2 separate regions of the Homo sapiens genome follow, and region 1 is linked to region 2. Evidence: chromatin loops called from intact Hi-C (ENCODE). Cell type or tissue: sigmoid colon. All regions are shown on one strand. Links, peaks and the distances in the headings refer to the core of each region. The heading gives the core; the rest is flanking DNA. Region 1 overlaps BBOX1-AS1 (BBOX1 antisense RNA 1). Region 2 overlaps LIN7C (lin-7 cell polarity scaffold C).

Region 1 (15,764 bases), core at 3,498-11,497, 310 kb after region 2:
AAACACTGCAAATGATCCCACAGTTGTTGATTTCAAGCTGCCAAGGTGATGCGAAGTGGGGAGGGGGTACATAAAATTGACTCCTTAGAACCTGTGCTACTGACCCCAGCCCACCACTGAGCACCTTCCTCACATCGATTGCTGGCTCTGGCTACTGCACTAAACTTTGAGAACTGGGCTGCTGAAGCCATAGCAGGGAGTAGAGTGGAACCAGACTCAGTTGTAACACTCTCCTCTACAGTCACAGGACATGTGGAGAGGTGGGCCTTTCTCCTTACAAGTAGGCAGCTACCTCCTATTCTTTCTGGAGTGAGTGTGGGTGGGACCTTTTTAAATCAGCCCCCACTGCCTCTATTTGTGCCTGCAGTTCTACCATTAGTAAATACTTCTTTCCTTTTCTTTCTGAAGTTCTTTAAGAAATTGAGAGCTCATGGGTTGGGTGCAGTAAGTTCCCAGCATTTTGATGTGAGCCTGTTTGGCACACTGGAGAGAGATCTTAAGCTGAACAGGCATAGGTAGGAGCTAAGGAACTCAGATAGTCTGGGGTCAGTGTGCTCATTCCTCACAATCTGCTCATTTAGTGAGGCCTCCAAAAGAATAGGGGAGGAGGCCAATTAGATTCTTCTTCCCCTGAAGTCCTTGGGTAAAGCCTGTGGTTAAAAGACTTTGTCCTAGTGAATGAGCCTAGAAAATTGACTTAGACAAAGGGAGGTGCAGGACAGTTCTGAAAGATTCTATTCTACCTTACTTACATCATAGCCCAAATCAATTCCAGATGGCATTAATGTGAAAGGCAAAACCTTAAACATTTTAGAAGAAAATATAGAAGAATAACCATATGACCCAGAGGTAGGAAATGATTTATTAAATGAGACTCATAAAGTACTTGATGTAAAATAGATAAATTCAACCACATCAAAATTAGAATTAATTTCTGTTCTCAAAAGGCACAATTAAAAAAAGATGAACCTCAAATTCCTCAAATTGGGAGAAGATATTTGTGATATAATTAATTAATTGTGATTAATATACAAAATATTTTTAAAAATCCAGAAATCTATACAAACAATGCAAACAAACATAGTTAAAAGAGAAATGGGAAAATTACATGAACAGGCAAATCACAGAAGAGGAAACATAAATAGCCAACAGTCATATAAAAGATGCTCATCTCATTAGTAGTAGATACTATATTCCACCCATTTTATTCCAACTAGATTGGCCAATATATATATTTTTAAAAGCTAACAGTACCAAGTGTTGGATAAAATATGGAGCGATGAGATTTACATACTCCTTGTTGGTGTAGAAATTGGTACATTTTGGCAAGCAATGTGATACTATCTTGTAAATTTGAAGTTGGCACACTTATAACTCAGAAATTTCAACCCATGTGTATCCTCCAGAGCTGGGTTTCTCAGACTCCGCACTGCTGACATTTTGATCCAGATCATTCTTTGTTGTGCAGGGCTGTTCTTGGCTGGTTAACGGCATCCTTGGCCGCTAGCTTCTAGCCAGAGGAAGCCCTTTGTCCCCATTTCTCTCCAGGGGTCCCTCTGGTTGTGATGATCAAAAATGTGTCTGGGTATTGTCAAATGTCCCTGAAGAGGGAAAATTGCTCTGATGAAGAACCACTGCTCTAGAGAAACTGTTGCACATGGGTGCCAGGAAATATTAAAAAAAACATAGCAAAATTCTTAACAATTAAAAAACCCTGGAAACCATTCACATATTGATCAACAGTAGAATGGATACATAAATTATGGAATATTTACACAATGAAATACTATTATAGATGAATGAGCTACAACTTTGGAAATCTTTGAAATATAATTTTAAGTGAAAAATGAAACTACAAAAGAATGCAAGCTTCATGATTGCATTTGTATAACATCTAAAAATGAGTGAAACAAAAAAATGCAATGTCTAAAGATATGTATGCATGTATTAAAGCTTGAAAGAGAAACTAAGGGAATGAAGAAAGCAAAATTTAAGAGAGTGGATACCTCCTGGCAGGGAGGTAGGGAGTGGGGTCAAGGAAGCACACATGTGTAGTTCCTATTTTTTTAAATTAAGGGGTGGATCATTTGTGTTTATTTTATTTTTACACTTTATTTCTTTGTGTGCTACACACATTCTTTTATACATAACAACAATTTTATTAGAAAAAAGTTAAAAAGGGAGAAGGAATTACAAAATATTTGTAGAAAGAGAAACAAATTGGTCCAAAATGTGTCAGGACTACTTAGCTGAGGTGAGAGAATCACCCGTGGCTTTGAGAACAGAAACACAGGAGTGTTCCTTGTCTGTTGACCCTGTACCCTGAACCGAGCAGCCTCAGGGTTACAATGCTTTGAAAATTCACCTCTTGTCCTTTAGCTGAATGACCTTGACCACTTCCTTTTTCTTCTCTGGGCCTTAGTTTCCCAATCTGAAAAAAAGAGAAAAATAGTGGGTCCTGGATTAGAGGTCAGGGTTAGTAAATGCATGCATATCCTACTGCATCGTATGCTCCTGGCAGACATGAATGATTCATTGCAACACACATTCTTTCTTAATTGGGAAGAGGCATCCCAATTGATTTCAACATAGAACTTCAGGTAGTCACATGTAGCAAAAGAGAGTAAGTCTGTGTTCCTAAAACTTGATCTCTGAAGGCCCTTCAAGAATTTTCCCTTCTCACCCCTCAATTTTATATTTAGTCACCCTAATTATTTTGGGAGTTCTTTAAATGAAGGAACTATGTCTCACTTCCATTGTACCACCCATTTCCATTTCTCAAGGCTAATGGACAATAAGTTTCAGTAAAAAATGGCTGTCTGGAAAGCACCTTCTCTTCTACCTTTTGCACCATTCACATCCCAGATCAAGAATGAAGCGAATCTGCCAGAGCCCATTAAATGGATCCTTGCTGTTTATGTACTAACCCCATTCAGTATGCCAGGGCCGTATTAAAGAGGCCCAGGCCCTGCTTTCTGCTGGAGGTTTGCGAAAAAGAAAAGAGAACTTGGAGAAGCCATGTGCAGGAGTGAGGAGAAGAGATGGGCTCACAATCTCCTAAGAGTTCCTCTTTAAAAAAGTTAAGAGAGGATGTGGCATGAAGGGCTGTTTAGGGATAATATTATGGAGAAATAAAGGTAGTAGAATTGGCATCAGAAAGATTAAGCACACTTCTCTCTGTTGAGTTTTCTAACTCACATCGTCTCTGCAGGCTGTACCTCCTTACCTATTAACTCTGTCAAAGGAAGGAGGTGGTTTCTTTGATTCTTTGATTCCAATTCAATGGACTGAAATTGAAGTTGTGTGCAAGAGAGCTAAAACCTAGAAGGCCATTTTACAAACAAGTACTGCACGCCCTCCAGTGGCAGAAAACCAATAAGTCAAGTGGTAATTAACTCAATTTTTGCCTCAACTAATTTTTGGAAGTATTATAATTTTTTTCTTTTGCTCTCAACTGGATATTCAGGATTTCGAAAACAGCTTGGACGCTTCACAGGAGTGTTATAGAATTTTATCAATTCACAAAATGTCAGAGCTGAAATTAATAAAAAAAACTATCCAATTTTTATTATACCTAAGAAGAAACGAAAGTTCAGAGAGGTATAGGGAGAAGGCTGATACTATGACCTCTGTCCTTTGGCTCAAATTCAGTGTTTGCTTCATTCTCTTGGCTTCTCTATAGCAGTGTTTTTTTTTATTTTTTTTTATTTTTTATTTTTTTTAGATAAAGTCTCACTCTGTCGCCCAGGCTGGAGTGCAATGGCATGATCTTGACTCATTGCAACCTCCACCTCCCAGGTTCAAGTAATTCTCCCACCTCAGCCTCCCAAGTAGCTGGGACTACAGGAGGGTGCCACCATGGCCTGCTAGTTTTTTGTATTTTTAAAGTAGAGACGGGGTTTCACCATGTTGGCCAGGCTGGTGTTGAACTCCTGACGTCAAGTGATCCACCCACTTCGGCCTCCCAAAGTGCTGGGATTACAGGCGTGAGCCACCATGCCCAGCCTGTTTTTGAACATGAGCATGGCACCATGTTGGCCATTGCTGGGGGAATAACGATAACGGTAGCCAAATACTGAGTCTTACTCTGCGCTGGGTACTATTCTAAGAGCTCCGTGTTGATTATCTTATTAGTCCTCACAACAAGTCTACGAGATAAGATTATGATTCTTATTTTATAAATGCAGAAACTGAGGCTCAAAGTAGTAAGAAGGGAATTACCAAAAGAAGTGGATGATACGTCCCTGCCCTCAAGTCATTTAGGCTATTTTTGCGTTTTACCACATTTGTTAATTTTATTTTTCAATTAGGCTTCTGACAGACTGGTCAGAAAGACAAGCTTGCTTATCTTAGCTGGAAGGAAAGATATATCTGTTATTGACTGTGGCTAGTTTGTCTAGAACACACAGAGTTTTGGAGATAGGACAGTAAGACCCCAGAAAGGATGTGAGTTTTCTTGGTGGATTTCTCTGTAATGCCGCTGGATGGGACTAACATCAGTCCTCCACGTTCCATCTCACATGACCACTCTTATAAGCAGCGCCTGCCCTCTACAGTGCTCTATCTAATGGGCATATTTAGGCTCAGGAGGAACTTATGTTTGAACAATGAGTGATCTCTGCTATGGGTGAGGAATGGGGGTGATTGGCATATGACACATATTTGCCATAATTGCTCTAAACAACACATACTTGCCATAATTGCTTTAAATGAATTAAATAATACAAAGCCTACACATCTCTCAGTGTTGTCTACAGACACAGAAGGGCATCACCTAGTTATTATACTCAGGTCCCATCTCAGATCCACTGAATGAGAATCTTCATCCTAACCAAAGCCCCAAGGATTTTATGTGCTTATTAAAGTTAGAAAAGAGCCACTGTAAAACTTTTTTTTTTTTTTTTAATAAATCTAGTGACATATCAGAGGTCAAGGCTGGACTTCTGCTGCATGTAATTGAACAATGTGATTATTTTTGCATTTTATCACTTTTGTTAATTTTATTTTTAAATTATCGTATAGTGAAATGGACTTTTTTGCTGTACAGTTCTATGAATTTTAAGACATGTGTGGATTTGTGTGACCACCATCACAATTAGGATGCACTACAGTTCAGTAAGCCCCCAAACTCTCTTGTGCTATTCCTCAGTAGGCACACCTGCTTCCACCCTTAATCACTGCTGACCACTGATCATTCTCTGCTATTGTAATTTTGTCTTTTTTACAATGTCATTATAAATGGAACCATACACTGTGCAACCTTTTGAGACTGGCTTTTTTCATTCAGCATAATAACTTTCATAACTAGGTTTTAATTTCTTTCTTTTTCTTTTTTCTTTCTTTCTTTCTTTCTTTCTTTCTTTCTTTCTTTCTTTCTCTCTCTCTTTCTTTCTTTTTCTCTCTATTTCTTTCTTTTTCTTTCCTTCTTTCTCTCTCTTTCTCTTTTCTTTCTTTCTTTCCCAGCTATAAAGATAATACTGTAGAGTAAATTATGTGACTCCATCCAAAAATGCTGATTTCACTGACATAAATGTTGAGTCTAGATGATCCTAGGAATATATCAATATATTCCCTCCAGGGTATCTATGCTCATTTAGGGGTGACAGTGTATATGGAGTTTACTTCCTAGGCACACTCAATCTGTTGTCACTTGGTATTTGCTGTACTTCATAAAATGCTCATTCATATTCTTCTTATTAGGCTAACATTTGTTTTATTTCTCTTTTTTAAAATGACATTTTTAGTCTGAGCCCGGTGGCTCACGCCTGTAATCCCAGCACTTTGAGAGGTCAAGGCGGGGGGATCACCTGAGGTCAGGAGTTTGATACCAGTCTGGCCAACATGGCAAAACCCCGTCTCTACTAAAAATACAAAAATTAGCTGGGCATAGTGGCAGGCACCTGTAATCCCAGCTACTCAGAAAGCTGAGGCAGGATAATTGCTTGAACCCAGGAGGCGGAGGTTGCAGTAAGCAGAGACTGAGCCTCTGCACTTCAGCCTGGGAGACAGAGCAAGATTCCATCAAAATAAAATATAAAATAAAATATAGAATAGAATAGAATAGAATAGAATAGAATAGAAAAAATAAAATAAAATACATAAAATTTTTAAAGGATGTATTCCTTACCTGTCTTTGTAAATCATGTTTTGGATGGAAAACTTAAATACATACATACCCCAATCCACCAGACATTATACAATGGGATAAAATTTAACATTCTTTTTTTTTTAAGTTTTGAAACAAATAGCTTTATAGAAATCTTTCTAAGAAGGAAAACAACAAACAGAATGTTTAAAATTCTGCCCTAGAATATAATCTTCATTATCATAGCCATCCTTTATGTTTATAAATCAGTTTCCCCTCCATCCTCTGTTTGAAATCAAGAGTCCTGAAAAGGGAAGGAGCCCAATTATTTTTAGTGTTATTGTGCAGATGAGAAATGTAAAAACCAAAGGGGAGAGGAGTAGTCAAAGGTTACACAGATGGTTGGTGATAGAGCCAGAATTAGAATGCAAAACTTTGGGTTCAATTCTGCTCACTAAGCCTCTGGTATTGCAAAAAATTTTTTTCTATTAGATAATCACAAAGACTTTGTTAGATCTTTGTTTTAAAAGACAGGAATAGTCTCTTATGAAAAACAAAGACTGTCTAATCATGGTACTTTTTTTTTTATATAACCTCATGAATATTTTGATAGTAATCCTTTTCTGTTCTTTTTGTTTGATTCTGGTCCCACAGAGCAGTGGGGTTTGAGGATACCACTCATTTGCCATCACAACCACACAAGTAGACACTTTTGTTTCCAGAGAGTAAAACTGTAAAAGACTGAATTCATTTCCTAGTTCCCTATTCCCCTGCTTCCCATTTTAGAGCCTTCCAAAAATAAAGTCTACTACAAAGCAGGACTTATTAGAAAATAAGACAGGATTCTCTTCTCCCTTGGAATTGCCATGGGATCTGGTAGTCACTTCTTTATGCCCTTGGGATCAGGTTTATGGGAAAATTTTACAATGCAGGGGATAAGTAATATTTCAATGGAAGTGGTTATGATTTTAGTTCATATCTTCACAGACATTTTGTTTGGGATTTTATCTGAAATGTGCTGCACATTGGCAATTTGGAAACCATTATCTTCAAAATCATGGAAACAAAAGCTGAGAGCCTCTTTAAAGCTGACTGGGTCTTAGTAATGGAGGAAGGCAATGCTTAGCCCTGGTGCATAAAAATTGCTTTATGTTCTCTTAACCACCTTTTCACCCATCCCCGGGACATACCCTGCACTGCCTCCAATCAAGAACAGTGCCTAAGCTGGGCATGGTGGCTCACATCTATAATCCCAGCACTTTGGGAGGCTGAGGCATAGGGATCACCTGAGGTCAGGAATTTGAGACCAGCCTGGCCAACATGGTGAAACCCTGTCTCTACTAAAAGTACAAAAATTAGCCGGGTCTGGTGGTGCACGCCTGTAATGCCAGCTATTCGGGAGGCTGAGGCAGGATAATCGCTTGAACCCGGGAGGTGGAGGTTGCAGTGAGCCGAGATGCACCACTGCCCTCCAGCTTGGGTGACAGAGCAAGACTCTGTCTCAAAAACAACAACAACAACAACAATAAACAGTGCCCAGTTGTCATATGGCTCTCCTGCAGGGATGACCCGCAGCCACCCCATGCTGCAGAAGCCTACTCAGGGTAAGTAATAGGCCCAAAATGAATTCATTAATTAACAAGGGTGATGGGAAATTGTAAACACAGCTGCTGGCTGCTGGCTCTGCAGACCTGCGTGCATATGGCAAGCGCAGAAATCTTGTGTGGTAACACAGCCATACTGTCTGGGGCTCCTTAACTGAACTTGACAGAATATCTTTGGCAGAGGAGCCAACAGCAATGTGGAAGTCTCTCCAGAGGTACCCTGAGGCAGGACTCATTTTTGCTCGGAGTTTCTCTCCTTACAGTCAAGCTGATGATGAGAGAGTCTTGGCAAAGAGTGGGAAGACAGCAGCCACCCATTTACAAATGGGCATATTTTCCAGTCATTGAGCAATTATGTTTTTGATGAGTTCCCAGAAGAGACAATAGCTGACCTTTTCTTCATAGCTGCCTTTTAGCAGTGGTTACTTAACTTTCACCCAAAAGTGGGCCACAGCAGTTTTCTGCCTGGGAGGGACACATTTATTCCTTTAGCAGACCAAGTTGTTTGATATACAAGATAGCACCTTAACTTTCCAGAGACCTAGGGTCTAGAAAATATTTCCATACTTGCTTTTTCATATGAACTCACCTATGGATGAAGAAAGCAAGGTTCAGAGACCTCAAGGAACTTGCATGAGGTCAAATAAAAAGCAAGTGGGAGGTCTGCAACTTGGATCTTCAGTCTCTGCACTCTGTGTTCTTTCCACTACATCCTACGTGCCCCACCAGGCCTTTGGAGAGGAGCAGGAAGTCATAACGAAGTCTGACTATTGGCCCAAAGTGTTGGAATCCCTCAACACGCTGCTGGAACCAGGGCTCAGACTTGCTGACGAACACTTGCTGCATCAATATTTGGACCAAAACAAAGCTCATTGACAGTACGTTCTGGTAGCAGAAAAAGAAAACACATGAGGCAGCTTGTTTGTAATTAAAAATGAGGAAAACAAGTGGACTCACAGGCAGGCCCAAGATGAATTCCTGATGAATTCCTTCCTACTGTGGGCAAAGTGTTTTCCATTTGTGCTTCAGAAGGCCCACACGATGTCTAGCCCTCCAGGAATTTCTAATACTGGGTTCTTTGAACAATTCAACTTGACCCATATACATACAGGATTGTGTATCTGTGGTTTGCAAAGCACCATGGTAGAGGTGGGGGTATCAGAAATGATTAAAGCAGGCTTCCTGCTTTTGAATTGCTTCCAGTCTTGTGGAAAAGACTGACCTGTTGTAAACAACTTTTTGGAACATGAGGCAGAATGAAATAAATGCCATAACTGAATGAAAAATTAAGTGCTATGTGAACCAGAGGATCACGACAGAGAAAATGGAAGACTTCAGGTAGAGGAGGGATTTGGGGTGGGCCTTGAGGGACAGTAGGATTTAGATAGAAGAAAGCAGGAGAAAAGCATGCTGAGGTCATGGCCCAAAGGAGCAGAAGCCTGTCTTCTGTGTTCTGTCACACCAGGGGATGTCCGTAGGGTGAGGAACCTGTGAATGGCTGGGAACAGAGGAAAGGGGACCAGGCATCAAGGAGGAAGTTCAGAGAGGTGTTAGGACTTGAGATGAGGTTTTAATGCATTTATGCCCAGAGACCTGGGAAGGCTTAGATCTACTCCACCAGTCAGTTCTTTTCCCAGTTGATTTCTTGATGAAAATGGAGTCAAGGAATAGAACCTAAATGGAGATGTAATTAGTCCCACATGTACCCAATAGCCCTCAGTGCAGAATGCTGGGGAAAGTGCTGTCTTAAGCTTGAAGACTAAGTTGGGCTTTAAATCTCACAAAAGACTTGAATCTGAATCCTTCTAACCAGCTCAATTCTATATAGTGGCAAACAGCAGCATGCTCAGACAAGCATATGGAGATGTAATACATTTGGCCTACTTGGATGTATACTCCCAGCCATATGAAGATAATGGGACAGATAGCTTTGTGCCTTTAACACATAGCGATCTTACCCCCAAAGAAAATGTGACATGAAAAATGTTCTAGAATTTTGATCAATCACATCAGTCACTTTCCCTCTCTTGAGAGGTCAGGGTGGGAGCTAGGAAGGGGTGGCAGAGGTCTGCATGACGTAGGGAGAAGGTGGGAGCATTCCTGTGATGACAGGCAGCAGTGGCTGAAAAGTTGGGGGAACCTCTATGAACCAGAAAGACACAGGTTCTGGTTGGCAGAAAACAATGGGGGACAGGGGTGGGCTCAGATCCTAGAAGGCAGTTAGGAGCTGATAAAGCTGATGGAGTCCCCTAGCCACAAAAAGGTGGCTGGTCAAAGGACGGGGAGATTGACAGGAAATAAGAAGCAAGGCAAGACAAACGAGAAGGAACACATGGTACTAACAAGGCAAATGGAAGTATTGTCCAGTGTTCCTCTTGTTGAGGTCAAGTCCCTGGTGAATGTCAGGCAATGCTGACCACCAGCAGCTGCCTTGGTAACAATGGAGTGGGGGGTGGGGGCGTGTGGGGAGACATTTATCTGTGGCAGTGGGAAGTAGGGTAGGCAGCAGGCATTTTAGGTCCCCTCCACCAACTGTAACAAGGGCAGTTCTACTGTTACGCCTTGATGTGCCATGTAAATATATTCTTTCCTGAAAGAGGGATTTTGATCCTTTGAAATGTTTGAAAACTTTTAGTATGGCAGAAAAGATTGTATTGGAAGTCAGCAAACAGGAGTTTTAGTGCCGATTCTGCTATTTCAGCCACATGACCTTGAACACTAATTAAAAACTGTAATGATCCTGATGGTCACTAATTGATATTATATGTTAAACTGAGTGTGAGATTGTATATGTAATAAGTACCTTATATGTACTACTTAATTTAATACTCATAATAACTCTGCGAGATAGGCATATTATTCCCATTTCACAAATGAGATGCAAAAAGTAACTTGCTCAAGGAGATACAGCTGATATTAGACCCAGTCCTCAAACCCAGGTCTGTCTAACATCAGGACTATGCTTTTATTGTACTAATTCTATTGCTTATTATGACTGTCACTCCCACCTATAAGAGATGAATAAGGATTGATTCCTATTTTCCTCACAGAGTATGGTCGGGGATCAAATGAATGAATGTTTGTGAAAACAAAATTATAAGCTAAAAGTGCTTTAAAAAAGACAAACCTGACAAAAACAAGCAATGGAGAAAGGATTCTCTATTTAATAAATGGTGCTGGGAAAACTGGCAAGCCATATGTAGAAAGCTGAAACTGGATCCCTTCCTTACACCTTATACAAAAATTAATTCAAGATGGATTAAAGACTTCAACGTTAGACCTAAACCATAAAAACCCTAGAAGAAAACCTAGGCATTACCATTTAGGACATAGGCATGGGCAAGGACTTCATGTCTAAAACACCAAAAGCAATGGCAACAAAAGCCAAAATTGACAAATGGGATCTAATTAAACTAAAGAGCTTCTGCACAGCAAAAGAAACTACCATCAGAGTGAACAGGCAACCTACAGAATGGGAGAAAATTTTTGCAACCTACTCATCTGACAAAGGGCTAATATCCAGAATCTACAACGAACTCAAACAAACTTACAAGAAATAAACAAACAACCCCATCGAAAAGTGGGCGAAGGATATGAACAGACACTTCTCAAAAGAAGACATTTATGCAGCCAAAAAACACATGAAAAAGTGCTCATCATCACTGGCCATCAGAGAAATGCAAATCAAAACCACAATGAGATATCATCTCACACCAGTTAGAATGGCAATCATTAAAAAGTCAGGAAACGACAGGTACTGGAGAGGATGTGGAGAAATAGGAACACTTTTACACTGTTGGTGGGACTGTAAACTAGTTCAACCATTGTGGAAGTCAGTGTGGTGATTCCTCAGGGATCTAGAACTAGAAATACCATTTGACCCAGCCATCCCATTACTGGGTATATACCCAAAGGACTATAAATCATGCTGCTATAAAGACACATTCACACGTATGTTTATTGCGGCACTATTCACAATAGGAAAGACTTGGAAGCAAGCCAAATGTCCAACAATGATAGACTGGATTAAGAAAATGTGGTACATATACACCATGGAATACTATGCAGCCATAAAAAACGATGAGTTCATGTCCTTTGTAGGGACATGGATGAAACTGGAAACCATCATTCTCAGCAAACTATCGCAAGGACAAAAAACCAAACACTGCATGTTCTCACTCATAGGTGGGAATTGAACAATGAGAACACATGGACACAGGAAGGGGAACATCACACACTGGGGCCTGTTGTGGGGTGGGGGGAAGGGGGAGGGGGGAGGGATAACATTAGGAGATATACCTAATGCTAAATGACGAGTTAATGGGTGCAGCACACCAACATGGCACATGTATACATATGTAACAAACCTGCACATTGTGCACATGTACCCTAAAACTTAAAGTATAATAATGATAAAATTAAAAAAAAGAAGCAATTATTACCCTGTTCAAAGCCTGGTACTTTAAAATTTTTGCTGAATGCATGCATACTTAATTGGGAATGCATTCTCTCTCTATATATTGATAATTTTTAAGGTCCCAATTGTGTGAAGAAATTGTCTAAGCCACAGAAAAACAATCTTTAAGAAAATCTTTTAGTAGGAGAACTTCCTCCCAAAATTTGGTTGGTTTAAGTGGGTCTAAGAATGATTGTGCTTGGATGACCTTCGTGAAAGGAATGATAGAAGAGTTCCCTATTTGTTTATTTTTAAGGCAGGGTCTCACTCTGTTGCCCAGGCTGCAGTGCAACAGCGCAATCACAGCTTATGCTGCAACCTTGACCTCCTGGGATCAAGTGATCCTCCCACCTCAGTCTCTTGAGTAACCAGGACTACAGGCACACGCCACCATATCTGGCTAATTTTTAACTTTTTTGTAGAGACGGAGTCTCACTATGTTGCTCAGGTTGGTCTCAAACTCCTGTGCTCAAGCAGTCCTCCCACCTCGGCCTCCCAAAGTGCTGGGATTACAGGCCTGCGCCATCGCACCCAGCTGAGCTCCCTTTTATTAAGCACATGGTATCTGTCAGGTGTACGTGATGTCTCATTTAATCCTCAAGTGTGGGCGTTATTTTCATTTTACAGGTGAGTGAACTTAACCTTTAAGAGGTTGAGCAATTTACTCAAATTTATCTAGCTCTAAATGCAATCACGAAACTTAAAAATATCTGAAAAAATGAAATGTGAATATAGCCTTGGAGGCACAGTTTGGGAATAACTTATAACCTTTCACTTCCTACCAAGCCAAGAAAAGAAAATGTGTACCACTGCCTATTGGAAAGGCAATTCCCAAAAGGTTTGGATAAATAAGAAAAGTTTCAGCAGCCTGTGACCCTGAAGAATGAGGAACAATTTGAGGGCCAGGGCTGGGGGCCGGTTGCGCTCTCTGGAGCCCTGGTGTGATCTCCAGCTCTTCCCAGTAGCCTTGGCTCCAACACTCATCTGGCGAGAATTTTTTCTCCTCAGCATGGCTGGGCTGGAGTTTTTTGATAGTGTTCGACTTCAGCAAGTCTCTACACGAGCCTCTGATCTAGTGTTGGAACAAAGCAATGGCGAAGGGAAGCCCAGCTTGGAATGAGTCAGGCCAAGACTGATGCCTTGTTTCTTGTTCAACACTGTTCTCCCTCCAGGTATGTACTTTCAGGTATGTACTTTTCCCCAACAGTCAAACTCTGTCAACACAAGTCTGGGCTTCCTTCTGCCACTAAAGCAAACACTGTCAATAGAAGGAAAGGAGAACAAGGTGATGGCTGAAATTTGCAATCCTGTGTTTTCAGATGGAGGATCAAGAGCCCTTTACCTTGCCAAACATTATTTGAATTTTGTAGAACAAACACTGGAGTTTAAGTTACATCCTCAAATTCAATATTTGGCATAGGTGATTTCTCCCACTTAGTGTACCTGTTAATTGCTTTGAGATAATGCAATAGGCACTATCAGAGGATTTTAGGAGTTTGTATGCATTACTCCACCTCTTTTTTAACTAGTGAAGAAACTGAGCCCCAGAGACGTGAAGTGATTCACCTAGGATTATATAGCTACTTGAAAAATGGACTCTAGAGAACCCCAGGCTCCTAACTCATATTACAGTGCCCTTTCAACTGTATGAGGTTTAATTCTGTTTGTTTTGGAATCTGTATCCATTAAAATAAAGCTATTTGACTTGGATCAACTTGAAAACACATTCTTTTTTTTTTTCCAGGTTTTCTTAAACCATTTTTTTAAAAAATTTCAACTTCTATTTTAGACCAGTGGGGTACGTGTGCAGATTTGTTACATGGGAATGTTATGTGATGCTAAGGTTTGGAGTGTGGATCCTGTCACCTTGCTAGTAAGCATAGTACCCGATAGGTAGTTTTTTAAGCCACCCCATCCTCCCTCCTCTGTCCTCCCTCCAATAGTCCAGTGTCTATTGTCCCCATACTTGGGTCCATATGTGCTCAATGCTTAGCTCCCACTTATAAGTGAGAACATGTGGTATTTGGTTTTCTAAAAAACACATTCTTAAGAAGTAATCTGCTGGTAAATAACAGTATTTACTATTGTTAAATATTCTGATTCAATTTGCCAGCACCGGTAAGGATGTGGTTAAGGGTGCACATTCTAGAGTCTGCCTGTATTGCATCTCAGCTGCACTCCTTACCAGCTCTATTATTCTCTTAGGAAGTTTTGTTTACCGCCCTGTACCTCAGTTTTCCTTTTCATAAAATGGGGATTCTGATACCAACCTAAAGGAGTTGTGAGAATCGAGATTATCCATATAACCGAAGTTAGAATGTGCCAAGTGCCTAGCAAATGCCTAATAAATGTCAAGTTATTTATTGCTAATCTTACATTGAACCTTGAGAAATGTTAGTTTTGGCTCTGTCATAAACTAGATTTGTTGTGCCTCAGCTTCCTCATCTGTGAGATAAAATTCTTATTTCTTTGCCATTCAAAACTGAAATGAGTTTATTTAGATGCTGTGCAATGGAGACAGTAATTCATTTAATTTATTCATTGATGGGTGAATATTTACCGCATGCCAGCTCTGCCAGGCATCATGTGAGCAAGACTGACAAGTTCTCTGTTTTCAAGGACTTTACAGCCTGTGGGGGAAGACAGAAAATTAACAAGTAGTTGTGTTAAAGGATGATAATTGTTATGATAGTTCAAGCATGGGGTGCTGTGGAAAGCAGGGGTAACTCACATAGTTTGGGAGTGGAGGTGAAGAGGATAAGGAAGACTTCTGAGAAATGTTGATTCAGCCAAAATCCAGAGGTTGGTAATAGTTACCCAAGCAAAGAGAGAGAAAAAAGTGTTCTAGGAGGGAGAACAGAATACATGAAAATCAGAGGTCAGAGAAAGCAAGAGAATAAGGTGGCTCCACTGTATTTAATCTAGTTCAAGATATCATGGATTTTAAGTTACACCATCATTTCATATACCCATAAGAAAGAAAAAACATTACCAGTTAAACTATGGCACAAGATTTTCTTATCACTTAGGGTTTTAATACTTTCTGAAAGAGCATTTTTAATCCTCAATTGGATGTGTATTTTATTATACGTCACTCTATCAAATATAACAAAATAAATATAAAATATGGCAAAATAAAAATATATATGAAATAATTTTCTCTCAGTATTCCTGAAACTTTACTTTTAGAATCAGATTCTTCTGAAAGACTTGATTCAGAGGCATTGACGTAATGCTTTTCCACACAATATGGGCAAGAGCATTGCAGAGGCAGCATTTCTTAACAGAATTTATGGAAGATCTGAAAACCATCAGGACTGGGCTTTTAAGCTGGGTTTGTGAGTATGTGGCATGAACCTACTTTTGATTCCCACTTGTGCAGTGTTGCTAAACACCTCTGTTTTGCTGCCCACCACCACCTCCCCACTGGGTTCCTAGCGGTAAAAAGGATTGTCCAGTGTTGTTTCTGAGATTTTCTTCCAAGCAAACATTCATTCTGACAGTTTTGAAGCTGGTGCTTTTTATGCTTGTGCATGCAAAGCCACAACAATTAGTTAAATCTCTTGTTTGTTCTACACTGATTTCCAGGTAATCTCAATCTCAGCAGTATTAGGATGTG
Region 2 (14,364 bases), core at 135-8,134:
TAAAACTAGGTACATAGTAAGTGTATGATAGATGTTTGATTTGTAAATTACAAATATAAATTATCACCCCCATTTCCATTTATTTTCTTGATATATCAAAATGTGTTGACTTAGTGATTCTCAATCTTAGCTACATATTAGCCTGGCAGAGCTTTAAAAAATTGATACCTGGGTCCTATTCCATAACAACTAAATCAAAATCACCCTTTTTTTTTTTTTTGTAAAGCTTTCCAGGTGGTTCTAAAGGACACCTAGGGTCAATAACCCATTATAAAATGATCTGATTACACTGGACACTCTTAGGAAGTATCAAAATAGAACAGTTCAATTTGCAGCTACTTAATGATTAATTACATTTCTTAGGTTTTTTTTTTGTTTTTTTTTTGGTTTGTTTGTTTTTTGTTTTAAAAGAGACAGGATCTTGCTTTGTCTCCCAGGCTGGAACACAGTGGTGTGATCATAGCTCACTGCAGCCTGAAACTCCTTGGCTTCCACCTCAGCCTCCCAAAGCATTAGGATTATAGGCGTGAGCCACTGCACCTGGCCAAGTAATTTCTTTTAGGAATAAAAGGTACTTGGCATTCCTTATTTGGGAAGTAATTACAGTCTTATCTTTTTTTTTCTTTTTTCTTTTTTTTAATAAAATCTACCAGTAATTTAAATGTGAGCTTTTTATGTCTGTCATCATTCTGCCCCCTTTGCCTTTAAAACTTACAAAAATACGTGTTTGTTATTTGAGAAAGCATGTTTAAAAATTGCAGATGAGAAATATTGTCGTTAATAATTATGTACTGTCTTAATGTGGGCACTTCATTTGTTAGTATAATACTAGATAATAGCAGCCTAGTTCTTTAGGATTTGACGATTCAAATTTTTTTTTTGTTTTTTGTTTTTGTTTTTTTTTGAGACAGAGTCTTGCTCTGTTGCCCAGGCTGGCGTGCAGTGGTGTGATCTCGGCTCACTTCAGCCTCCGCCACCTCAAGGCAGTTCAAGCAATTCTCCTGCCTCAGCCTCCCGAGTAGCTAGGACTACAGGCGTGTGCCACCTCTCCCGGCTAATTTTTTTGTATTTTTAGTAGAGACGGGGTTTCACCGTGTTAGCCAGGATGATCTCGATCTCCTGACCTCGTGATTCGCCCGCCTCGGCCTCCCAAAGTGCTGGAATTACTGGCGTGAGCCACCATGCCCAGCCTCAAATATGTTTTTAAAAAATATCATTGTCCTCCTCCTCTTAAGATTTTTTTAAGTTATTTTGCTCAAGTACTTAAGTAGTCTGGCTCAAGTACTTTGTTTACAATTAAAATGGATATTATAGCATTTAATAGAAGAAATGGTTATGGCTTATCCAAAAAGAATGTCAGCATGACCTGGTGTAGACTTAAAAAACTACATGTTTGTGAATATTTTATAATGTGGAATGATCATTGAAATATCAAGGATTCTAGTAATTGTATTTCCTGAATAAATGTATGTTTATGAATTTTCTAACTTACATTTTGTTGTGTCCTCTGCCAACAATCTGGTTTTATAATTGTTGTCTAAAGTTTGCTAGTAGTGTTTCTTCAAAGGTTATTCCAGGTATGGTTAAGTAGTGAGAAAAATCACTTATTAATTTTCAAGAACTTTGAGACTAATTTGTATTGACTCGGTTTTTTAAAATAACTGGCAAATGCTATGCTTCTACTTTTAAAATTTGTGGTAATACCCAGAATGGATGTAAAATAACATTTTTCAATAGATTACTTCATTTATCAATTTAATTCTGATTTTAAGGCTTATTTAAAATAAATTTGTATGAGTTATGTCCTCGTTCTTTGGATTTGAAAAAAGTTGATATAACTACACAATAGATAACGTTTATGAAAGGTATGTATAAAAAAACATAATTCCTGGTGGCTGCTGAAATGAAACTTTGAATTTCTATATTTTGCTTTGTCTTTCATAAAATTTAAAGAAAACATTTTCTTGTGTTATTTCAAGAGCGGCAGTATGACGTGATTGAGAGCACAGATTCTGAAGCCAAACAACTCTGGTTTCAATCCCAGTTCCACCATTACCGTGTGTCACCTTAGACAGGTTGCTTGATTTCTTTGTGCCTTAGTTCCCTCACCTGTCATTTGTTAATAAGAATGCCTGTAAGTGTCATGCCATTTTCTGTAAGGCCCTTAAAAAGGTGCCTGGCATAGTAAATACTGTTTGTGTTTGCTTTTGTTCATGTAAAATAGCTTCAGAACCTTATGAGCTAAAGGAAATAATTCTGGTCAAAAAATTAAAATTAGCAAGTTTTTATTTTTGGTATTTAGAAAACAACCTTTATGCTTAAAAACTTTAGAAGAATAAGATTCATAAGAAATTATCAAATTTATATTTTGATCAAAGAAACTCGGAATTTTTAAATTGGAGCTTTGAGGATTGAAGCCATATTCTAATGAAAATCATTGGAAAATAAGTCCAAGTAAGGATTTGTTAAATTAACCTTTAAGGTGATGACCTAGGCATAGAGACAGGAGACTACTGGACTAGGTGTTAGACAGTCCAAGGCATCACCACCATTAACTTTAAAAAAGTGTGGAAATGTGCCACACAGCCGAGGAACAACAAAAAGCATTTAGTGTTAGGACTCAGTTTTTTTCAAAACTTTAGTAGACCAGAGTATCCATTCACTAAATTTTTCTATTCGGGTTTTGTTATATTCACTATTTTGATTATTCTGATTTTACTATAATGAATTGCTGACCCATATTTTGTACGTTTACTTATTAGTGGCAGATAATCTCCCTGATGGAATCTTGAAGATTTACTTTATATACAGGGCAAAAGGTAAATTCATACAGAACCCATTTGTCAATTTTATTTTTTGAATTTTAAATTTTAAAGGGACAAATACTTCATTTTAACAAGGTATATGTAAGGCCTCTCCTAATTCTCATGAACAATACCTATTGGTTAGAATGAGAAATCATCCACACTTTCTTACCTAGAGACAACTTTAAAAACACCAAATCTTTTTTTTTTTTTTTGAGACAGGGTCTATTTGGACACCACAGTATGTATATTTAAAATCACCAAACATCAAGATTTGGTGTTTTGGGGCCAGGTGCAGTGGCTCACACCTGTAATCCCAGCACTCTGGGAGGCCTGTAATCCCAGCACTCTGGGAGGCCGAGGCAGGTGGATCGCTTGAGCCCAGGAGTTTGAGACCAGCCTGGGCAACATGGCAAAACCCCGTCTCTACTAAAAATACAAAAATTGAGGCCCAGCATAGTGGCGCACACCTATAAATCCCAGCACTTTGGGAGGCCGAGGAGGGTGGATCGCTTGAGGGCAGGAGTTCAAGACCAGCCTGGCCAACATGGCGAAACCTCATCTCTACTAAAAATACAAAAATTAGCGGTGCATGGTGGCATGTTCCTGTAATCCCAGCTACTTGGGAGGCTGAGGCAGGAGAATTGCTTGAACCCAGGAGCCAGAGGTTGCAGTGAGCTAAGATTTCACCACTGCACTCCAGCCTAGGTGACAGAATGAGACTCTTGTCTCAATCAATCAGTCAATAAATAAAAGTACAAAAATTAGCTGGGTGTGGTGGCACGTCCCTGTAGTCCTAGCTACTGGGGAAGCTGAGGCTTTCATGAGAATTGCTTGAGCCCCGGAGGCAGAGATTGCACTGAACCGAGATAGCATCACTACACTCCAGCCTGTGCAACAGAGTGAGACCCCCATCTCAAAAAAAAAAAAAAAAAAAAAGATTTGGTGTTTTTAAAGTTTGTCTCTAGGTAAGAAAGTGTGGATGATTTCTCATTCTAACCAATAGGGATAGAAATTTTAGCCCCTGCAGCAGGTAAGTTTCCTGTATATGGCAGTTACTGAAAGTAATTCATTTCATCAGAGGGTATTAAAAACCCAAAACTAATTTTGTGTTTGTTTTTTATTTGGCAAAGAAATGCAATAAAACCATGAAGTAGGAAGTTATTACTGGTATCTCTTAAATGACATAATTTTGAGCCCAGACTTTAAATGATATCTAACCTTTGTGTTTTACAGTGTTATGGGTTGAACTGTGTTCCCCTAAGATAGGTTGGAGTCCTAACCCCCAGTACCTCAGAATGTGACCTCATTTGGAGATAAGATCTTTACAGAGGTAATCCAATTAAAATGAGGTCATTAGGGTGGGCCCTAATTCAGTATGGCTAGTGTCCATATTTTTTGAAAAGTTGGGAGAGATTTGAACACAGACGCACACCCAGGGAGAACACCATGGGTAGATGAAGGCAAAGATTGGGGTGATGCTTCTACAAATCAAGAAATATTGAAGATTACCAACAAACTACCAGAAGCAAGAAGAAAGGCATAGACCAAATTCTCCCTCACACTTAGAAGGAACCAAGTCTCCTGACACTTTGATCTTGGACTTAACAGCCTCCAGAACTGTGAAACAATTAACTTTCACTTAAGCCACCCAGTTTGTGGTACTTTGTTATGCCAGCCCTAGAAAATTAATATGTGAGAGAATCCACCTTTCAGCGGCATCACTACCAAAACTGGGTACAGAAGCAAAATTAAATGTGGGTTCTCCAGTGTGTGATAAAAACATTCCAGTAGAAGTGGCTTTGGCTAAGAAAGGATGAGATTCCTGGCCCTTGGGGATGAGGAGAATGCTGGTTTCTTTGCTTTCTGTGGTTGAAATGCTTCCTTGGATACCTGTGCAGCTGTGTAACTGAGCTTGTGCCTCCACGTTGGCCCCCTGGACTCATGAGCACCTAAGCACCTAGCCGTTTCTTCACTTTAGGTTGTCAGTTACTGCATGGATGCGTCTTAACTCCAGGACTCGTCAGGAGTTGGTATCGTCAGGGCATTGTCTCCTTCAGCACTGAGAGTAGTTTATGCAGCAGTCCTTGCTCCAGCTGGGTGAGATGAGGATTTGTCTTTGACATGGGACATTCAGCCTGTAAAGGTTTGTACAGGTTCCTTATGATCCATGGGCCTGGTACCAAGCATTAATTAAGCCAGAACCAATTGTGTTGCTCCCTTTTTAAAACTCTGCATTGTACTTAGGATAAAATCCAAATACCTTGCCATGACCTCAAAGGTTCTGCATAATCCCTGCCCTACTTCCTCTCAGGCCTCATCTCAGTCCACTGCCCTACTTGTTCTGCTCCACAGCCTATTCCCTTGCTGGAAGGCTTCCCTCTGGTTCTTCCACTAACTGGCTGCCCCTCATTCAGGTGTCAGCCAAAGTTGCGTTGCCTGTTAAGTTCACCATCTAAAGGCTGATTCCTCATCCTTTAACATGGCAACACCTTGTCGTTTTTGTTTTTTGGGGTGTTTTTGTTTTTTTGAGAGACAGTTTCGCTCGTTTCCCAGGCTGGAGTGCAATGGCATGATCCCAGCTCACTGCAACCTCCGCCTCCCGGGTTCAAGAGATTTTCCTGCCTCAGCCTCTCAAGTAGCTGAGATTACAGACATGCCACGATGCCCAGCTAATTTTGTATTTTTAGTAGAGATGGGGTTTCACAATGTTGGACAGGCTGGTCTCGAACTCCTGACCTCAGGTGATCCACCCACCTCGGCCTGCCAAAGTGCTGAGATTACAGGCATCAGCCACCGTGCCCAACCAACACCTTGTTTATATTAACATGCTTGTGTCTTTTCCATTAAAATTTAAGTTGCATGACAGCAAGAAGGACACGACTGTACCCCCATTACTTAACACAGTGCCTAAAACGGTATGATGTCTTGTTATACCTTGTTGAATTGACTGGCTTTCCATAATTCCACAGGTAGATCAATAACTTATATTGGCACTGTATAAACACAATGATGTGTGTATCAGGTAGACACAGTATTTATCAACTGATCTTGATGTTAGATGTCCTAGAAAGGATCAAAATACTATAGGGACAATACCCTTGTCAATCTTTTATTACCTTGCTCCATTAACATGCCAAGTACCATTTGTGGAGGACAACAATGAAGGTTACTTTCATCTTTTATGTAAAACTGTTCCAACTAATGTTAATAGTAGATAAAATTTGTACAGTAACACCTAATTTTTAAAAATAGAACAAAGATTTTCTTTGGGTATTGCCACAACCAAAATTAAATGAAAAATTGTGTACTGCTAACCAAGACCTAATTTTTAAAATGTCTATTGTGTAATTTTAAATAAAAAATAACAAGGCTGGACACAGTGGCTCACACCTGTAATCCCACTACTTTGAGAGGCCAAGGCAGGCAGACCGTTTGAGCCCAGAAGTTGAGGACCAGCCTGGGCAACATGGTGAAACCCTGTCTCTACAAAAAATACAAAAGTTAGCCAGGCATGGTGGTGCACACCTGTAGTCCCAGCTACTGGAGAGGCTGAGGCAGAGAATCAGTTGAGCCTGGGAGTTCGAGGCTGCAGTGAGCCCTGATCGTGCTACTGCCCTCCATCCTGGGTGACAGAATGAGACCCTGTCTCAAAAAATAACAGCAATGACATAGTGTAGTGGAAGAAACACTGGACTTACATTCCAATTATGCCATTAACATATGATCCTTAAGTCTTCATTTTCTTGATTGTATAATAAGGGAGGTTGGTAGTTTCCAATCTGGTTTCATTTCTTTATTCCTTAGAAAAGTCCTCTCTTCAGCCAAAGCCTAATATATAGAACTACGCTGGTTCAAGAAGGCTGTCCCCTTCAACCCCCCTTCCCATGCTGCAGACAGGAGTTCCTCTGAGCACAGTTTGAAAACCTTTGTCCTAGAGCTGGGGTCCCCAGCTCCATGCCGCAGATCTGCTAGGATCTGGTAAATCTGTTAGGAAGCAGGCTGCACACCAGGAGGTGAGTGTCGGGAGAGCAAGCATTATCGCCTGAGCTCCGCCTCCTGTCAGATCAGCAATGATGGCGTTAGATTCTCACAGGAGCGTGAACCTTCTTGTGAACTGCGCATGTATGCAAGGGACCTAGGTTGCCCACTTGTTGTGAGAATCTAATGCCTGATGATCTGAGGTGGAACAGTTTCATCCTGAAACCATCCCTATCTCCCTGTGAACCACAGCCTTCCCCCGCAACCCCGGTGGAAAATATTATCTTCCACAAAACCATTCCCTGGTGCCAAAAAGGTCAGGGACCAGTTTAAAGTCCATTCCTGTTCTAAAAGTGCAATAACATTAACACGCAATTGGTTTGATGTGAACTATTTTGTATCATGTAATGACATATAAGCTAGTTTATGCACAAAGGGGGTATTTTCTAAAATATCAGAAATATTGATAATCATGCATGGCTGCCTTTCATAAAGCATCTACTAAGCACTGCATCTAATCCTTATAACCCCCCAATAAGATGGGTGTTATTCTGTTTCACAGAATCAGGAACACCAAATAGTTTATTCATAATTACACACTTACACTGACTCATGGACCAGATTCTAATCCCAAGTTTATTTTCAAAACCCATAATTTTCCCCCAATACCACACTGCACTTTTAGCAAGATTTTCTCTCTCATTCATTTTATTTTATTTTTTTAGGTTTCTTGTTGGATTTGTTGTGGTTTTTTTTTTTTAATCTAGAGCCCTGTAAGAACAACAACAAAAAAAGCAGAGTATGAATCTAACTCGTATATTATGTCAATATTCAATTGGATATTTTTAAGTTGGCATCTCTTCCCCAGTATATAGGTATTATTTCATTAAATAGCATTAGCACATTGAAAATACCACCTATTATTTTCTACCTATTGTTACTTTGTATCACAAAATTATAAATGATACGTATGTTGTAGCAATTAAAAATTTTTAAGAGATGAATTCTACGGAAAATGGCAGCAATTTAAGTGAATTATTTCCATAGGGGGAAAAAAAATTTAAAAAAAATAGGTTGGGTGTAGTGGCTCACGCCTGTAATCCCAACAGTTTCAGAGGCCGAGGTGGGAGGATTGCTTGAGGCCAGGATTTGGAGACCAGCCCGGGCAACATAGACCCCATTTCTACATAAATTTTTCATTAAAAAATAATGAAATAGCATTCTATTAACTGTTAATGATGGTGGAAGGAACTAACTGAAGAAATGACAATGGGAAAAATTGGAAGAAGAAAGTGATCAGCTATGGTTTTATACATTTCAATAAAATGAGCATGATTTTGAGTCTTGTTTTACTGGGTACATACCATAAAATTAATTCATTTATTCATTCACTCAACAGTATTTATTGAGCATCTATTATGTACTGGACAGTGTAGTTAAGATATAGCAGTCTACAAGATAAAATCCTGATAAGGAACACATATTCTAGTGGGAGAAGCAGAAGAACAAGAGAACAAATAACGTAATTTTAGGTAGTGACAAGTATTATAAAGTCCAGCAGGCTACGAGCGCTAGAGAGCAATAAAAAAAATTAGACTCACGGAAATTCAATCACTTGTCAAGGTGCCAGCTAAATCCCACAGTCCCTTCTCACACTGGGGTATGTCTGGAGTGGACTCAGGGACATGGGCTCAACATGTCTAAGCAGCTTATTGTGGCTTTTGTCAAAACCTCCATACAGCACCAACTGCACTTCCCATTATGCTTGTCATCACTAAGCACTCACATTACCTTTTTTTTTTTTTTTTTGAAACAGAGTTTTGAGCTCATATTTCTGGACCTCTGTCGCCCAGGCTGGGGTGCAATGGCGCAATCTCAGCTCAGTGCAACCTCCGCCTCCCAGGTTCAAGTGATTCTCCCTCCCTCAGCCTCCCAAGTAGTTGGGATTACAGGCACCACCATGCCTGACTAATTTTTGTATTTTTAGTAGACACAGGGTTTCGCCATGTTGGCCAGGCTAGACTTGAACTCCTGACCTCAGGTGATCCGCCTGCCTTGGCCTCCCAAAGTGCTGGGATTACAGGCATGAGCCACTGCACCTAACCAGCACTCATTATCTTGAAAGCACCTGCTGTGTGCTGGTGAGCCCTTTCCACCAGTTATCCTTAACACATCCATTGGCTGCCCAGCCCAGTTAGAATAGAAACCCAAGCCCCTCTCTATGACCCACCAAGCCCTGCATAATCCAGCTTCTGCTTCCCTCCCCAGCCTTCACTCATACACTTTTTCCCTCTCTGTCTCCAAGTGTCTCCAACAGGACAGGCCTTCACACTTGCGGTTCTCTCTACCTGGAACCTCCTTTGCCCTCTATTGCTATATATTTGTCAATTTTGGCTACTCCCTCCTCAAGATTATAAACTTGTTGAGGGCAGGCAGGCCCCTGTTTAGTTTTCTGTTGTGTATTTAGAGCGGAGAACAGCACCTACCACATAGTAAACAATATTTGTTCACAGAAGAAACAATTTGAAAGAAGACTGTGGTGTTATTTTTGATAGGACAGGAAAGGACATCTGAGATGACATTTAAAGAGACCTGAATGGCGTGAACTGAAGAAGCCACTCTCGGACTATCTGGGAAATCGGGGTTTTTGACAGGGACCAATAAAGAGTATCTCCCTTCCCCACTTGGGTTCTAGGTACAGTAGGAAATAAATGAGTGGCAGATGAGGGCCAGAATATGAGCTTTATTATTTATTAATTTATACTGACCACAAATGTTTGTCGGATGTCCACTATTTGCCAGCCACAGTTAGGGGCTGGGAATTCTGTGGAGAACAAAACAAAGCTCTTGCTCTCACAGAGCTGACACTCTGCTCAAGGCTGGGCAGGGGCATGTACCTGAGGCCTGAGAAGAAAATGGGCATTCTGAAAACTGGCCAGAGAAAACTTCTCAGAGAAGCCTGTGGCTGGGGGGCTCAGTCTGGCCAATTTTCAGGCATGGAATGGGCATGGTCGGGACTGAACTCTGATGGTGCCCATCCCGCAGGGGCAGAGGTTGCCCCCTCTCTAGGAGTGGCTAGGATAAGGGCCTGTTGCCTCTCAGATTACCAGTCAGATGCCACTCCACTCCCATGGAGTCAATTTTACCAAGGGTGGAAGCGGGTAGGAGTGATCACTCACATGATAAAAGCTAGAAAGGATGGTATCCCTGCATCCAGGCAAACACATGAACCTATCCATAATTATAAAATAGAATGGCTGCAAACAAAATTAAACCTTTGTTGCAAATATTGGCAGTATTGGAATTTATAATATGATATTTTTCTTTTAAAGCTAAGGAGGGAAGGACTTAATCACACAGACACACACACATACACACACACACACACTTTTCCCCCCATTGCCTTCTGTAAATACAAATAACTCCTCACAAATTTATTATGCTATATGCATAATCCTTTTCTCCTACCTTTTCACATTTGACCACAAGGTGACGCCAAAGTGCTATTGTTTCTATTTTAGAATTTTCTAGCAGTTCTTGCTAACTGAAGCTCAGACCAAAGATTTAAAATGTACTCCATCTTTTCTTTTTAATTCAAAATTTAAATTGAAATGTATTTTATAAAATTCAAAGCTTTGTAAATGTGGAGAAACAACTCCTCCCAAATAAACCCTAAATAAAACAAACATGTAAAATACCAAACTACATGAATAGTCATCTACCACTTAGTATAAAGGTTTGGGAAGGTGGTGGGGTGGTGTATTTAATACTGCTTTTTCGGTCCTTCTACTAAATATAAACAACTTTAGATGACTGGAAATTATCTTTGGCTTTGCTTCTCTTACGTGTCTTCACCCCTCACAGGATGTTTGAGAAAAGTAATTTCATAGGGGATGTGGCAGCTTCTTTTAAATAAACTGGAGACCATCGGAATCATTGCGATTAACTTGTTGTGTGTGACAATAAACTTGTCAAAAATGTTCTTTTCCGTGAAAATTTAAAATAAAAATTAAACCGAGTACAGAGTAGAAAGAGCAGTTGACCTAGATATTAGCTCCAGTTCTGTCTATAACTAGGTATGTTGTGGCCTTGGGTAATTTGGTTATCCTCTGTGGGTCTGATTTCACACTATTAAATGAGAGGATTTAGCACATATCCCCAAAGTTTCTTCTATTTCTGAGGATTTTTTTTTTTTTTTTGGAAACAGTGTCTTTTTTTGTCGTCCAGGCTGGAGTGCAATGGTGTCATCATGGCTCACTGTAACCTCAACCTCCCGGGCTCACGTGACCTCCCACCTCAGCCTCCTGAGTAGCTGGGACTATAGGTGCAGGCCACCACACCCTGCTAATTATCATTTTATATATATATATGCATATGTATACATATATAGAGAGACATTTAATGGGAAATTATAATTGTTTCATATTGTTTCCTGAAAATGCTGATACAGTGTAGGTCAAAGAAAACACCAAAAGTATAATAGAAGAGGCAGTATACGTATATTATTTAGTATATCCTAAACCTTTAGAAACTTTTTTGGAGACAAGAGTCTCCGTCACCCAGGCTGGAGTGCAGTGGCATGATCTCAGCTCACTGTAACCTCTGCCTCCTGGGTTCAAGTGATTCTGGTGCCTGAGCTTCCCAAATAGCTGAGATTACAGGCATGCACCACCATACCCAGCTATTTTTTGTATTTTTAGTAGTGACAGGGTTTCGCTGTGTTGGCCAGGCTGGTCTCAAACTCCTGGCCTCAAGTAATCCACCTGCCTCGGCTGCCCAAAGTGCTGGGATTACAGGCCTGAGTCACCATGCCCAGCCTAAAAACATTTTTTTTAAATATTAACTGTAATTTTAAAACTAAACTGCCAGGTGCAGTGGCTCACACCTGTAATCCCTGCACTTTGGGAGGCCGAGGCAGGTAGATCACGAGGTCAGGAGTTCAAGAGCAGCCTGGCCAACATGGTGAAACCCTGTCGCTACTAAAAATACAAAAATTAGCCGGGCATGGTGGCGGGCACCTGTAATCCCAGCTACTCGGGAGGCTGAGGCAGAGAATTGCCTGAACCCAGGAGGTGGAGGTTGTGGTGAACAGAGATCGCCCCACTGCACTCTAGACTGGGCAACAGAGCAAGACTCCGTCTCAAAAAACAAACTAACAAACACTAAAGTTTGCAGTTTGCTCCAGTGTATCTCAAAATCAAACTGGTAGGAACAGACTTATAAAAAGCTAATAGATATATCTAACTTGGAAGACTTGTATCCTTATGCCATATTTTATCATTTGACTACTAAAAAAAGAAACTGAATTAAAATAATCCATCACAGCATGCTTCTCCAAAACGATAGTATTAACACAATGCAAACATCAGAATGTCCAATAAAGTTAACAAGCCAAGGCAATTTTGTTACATACATTAACCCATTTATTATAGGCCAATGATGTCTCAAAGAGTAGAAGAGCGTCTACCGGTCTTTGAATTCCTTCAGTCTTCTGATGGCGACTTTACCGTGACAGCAGAAGTGGTATTGTAGGTCCAGGCACTGCCAGCCACTGTCTTCATGCAGAAACCACAGTGCCAGATCCCCGTAGCTCATCTCTTCATCTTGGTTTTGCCACAGAAAGAGCAAATGTACTTGGTGTGCTGGGTGATTTCAATTCTTCTTCACCATTTTCCGGAGGGAGGCCCCATAGCGGGTCCCATATTTACTGATGATTCTGACTTTCTTGGTGCATTTGGCCATGTCACCGCAAACTAAGTCTAAGCCCAGAGAGCTATGTGTTTTTTTGTTTGTTTGTTTGTTTGTTTGTTTGTTTTTTTAAGTAGAGATGAGGTCTCGCTGTTGCCCAAGCTGGTCTTGAACTCCTGAGCTCAAGCAATCCTCCCGCCTCAGCTTCTCAAAGTGCTGGGATTACAGGCGTAAGCCACCACACCCAGCCTTATTTCTAATTTTTAAAGCATCAAGAAGAAACAGTTTGTCACAACGTAATACAACTTTCTAACAGCCAGAAGTGCCCAAAGATGGACTACTCCCCATGGAGGTATGAATATGCCAACTCTAAGGTATCCAAGAATAGCAGGGATGCTGTTCAGCCTTCTTAAGCCTTAGGAAGGTAATTAAACTAGCGTTAATGTCTTTTCTAACCCTGTGTTTCTACATTCTGAAAGTTGAATTGTAAACTGCTTGTAGGAGAGCTCCATGTCGTACCTTATATCCTGGGGCTGCAGTGAAAGGCACCTGTCAGACCTCTCACTGTGGGGACACTAATTGACTAACAGTCCTAAGGTAAAATCCTTCACCCTGTTTGTGCCAAGGCCACACTTCCTATGGGCTGGTCCCAGCCCATGACTGAGCATGGCTGAGATACTAAGGCAGTCCTGTTCCTGGGAGACGTGAGACTCTGGCAGATAATTTTTGTGGCTTTGCTGAAATTTTATAGAACTGCACTGAAATCTAAGACTCTTTTCCTTCCTTCACCTCCTCACCTGGGGCCAGACCCACATCTCAATCTGATGGTTTCTCAGACGCCCTTAGCTCCCTCCCCATTTTCCCTTCACAATCACTTCCCCTAACAAATCTCTTGCATGAGTAATCCCATATTGATGTCTGCTTCTCAGAGGACCCACACTTGCCTTATCTTGTAGCAAAAAGTCATACGTCTTGGTTAGTGGTGGAGGCCTACATCAGAATCAGGAACTTTTTAAACACTGGGAATTCAGGGACCCACAGAGACCTTCTATAATAGAATCAATGGAGATGGAATCTTGGAACTTCTGTATTACAAACCTTCCCAGGGTGATTTACATGCAGACAGCCCTGCATCAGTCAAAACTCTTCAGTACCTAGCGGAGTACATTTTGAAAAGTAGGTATGTGGTAAATAGTCCTTGAAAAACAAAATCCAGCTGGGTGCAGTGGCTCATGCCTGTAATTCCAGCACTTTGGGAGGCCGAGGCGGGGTGGATCACCTGAGGTCAGGAGTTCGAGACCAGTCTGGCCAACATGGTGAAACCCCGTCTCTACCAAAAATACAAAATTAGCCAGGCATGGTAGTGCAGGCCTGTAATCCCAGCTACTTGGGAGGCTGAGACAGGAGAATTGCTTGAACCCAGGAGGTGGAGGTTGCAGTGAGCCAAGATCATGTCACTGCACTCCAGCCTGGGCAACAGAGTGAAACTCCATCTCAAAAAAAAAAAAAAAAAATTCAAAAAATGTTGAAAAGCTTGACAAGTTTGTGTTATTTTAGAATAAAAGGGGCAAATTGGTAGAATTACTATAAAGTTTTTCCCTATTATCGCAACATCCTTCATTTTCTCTTTCATATCAAACATTTTCTAAATTTTCTCTTACGTTCTACAGATCACGAAGTATGTTTTAACATTAGCCTGAGGCAGAGGGAGAACGAGAGAGAGAGAGAGAGAGAGAGAGAGGTATTAGCAGATATTACCAGATTTTGCCAACCAGTCCTAGAAAATACCATCTTCAGCATCATCCTGACACCCAGCACCACTAACCCAGCCTTGAAGCTTTCTTTGCTTTGCCCCTTTCCAAAGTAATCTTGGAAATTACAAATGACTGGC

What was found. Hi-C counts contacts between places; a loop is a spot of excess contacts. Peaks named below come from ENCODE experiments on the same cell type or tissue, not always from the same donor. Only the 100,000 strongest peaks of a DNase experiment are listed, where the experiment ranks them.
Region 1: a loop joins it to region 2, with 7 times the contacts of the local background. A loop is called at or near these places in 103 of 110 quality-filtered maps.

What each region holds. Positions count from the first base shown.
Region 1 is chr11:27,171,727-27,187,490 of GRCh38, reverse strand. All of the region lies in intron 2 of BBOX1-AS1 (BBOX1 antisense RNA 1), which reads left to right. Among named protein-coding and RNA genes, the nearest start is that of BBOX1-AS1, 39 kb to the left of the region's middle. In sigmoid colon, for the core only: no CTCF peak of the experiment used is centred there; no DNase peak of the experiment used is centred there.
Region 2 is chr11:27,482,013-27,496,376 of GRCh38, reverse strand. It overlaps LIN7C (lin-7 cell polarity scaffold C), which reads left to right. Exons shown (of 5, transcript NM_018362.4): 5 at 1-1,959. LGR4-AS1 (LGR4 antisense RNA 1) reads right to left here. Exons shown (of 4, transcript NR_131170.1): 4 at 13,944-14,169. It also overlaps the pseudogene RPL37AP7. Among named protein-coding and RNA genes, the nearest start is that of LGR4, 16 kb to the right of the region's middle. In sigmoid colon, for the core only: no CTCF peak of the experiment used is centred there; no DNase peak of the experiment used is centred there.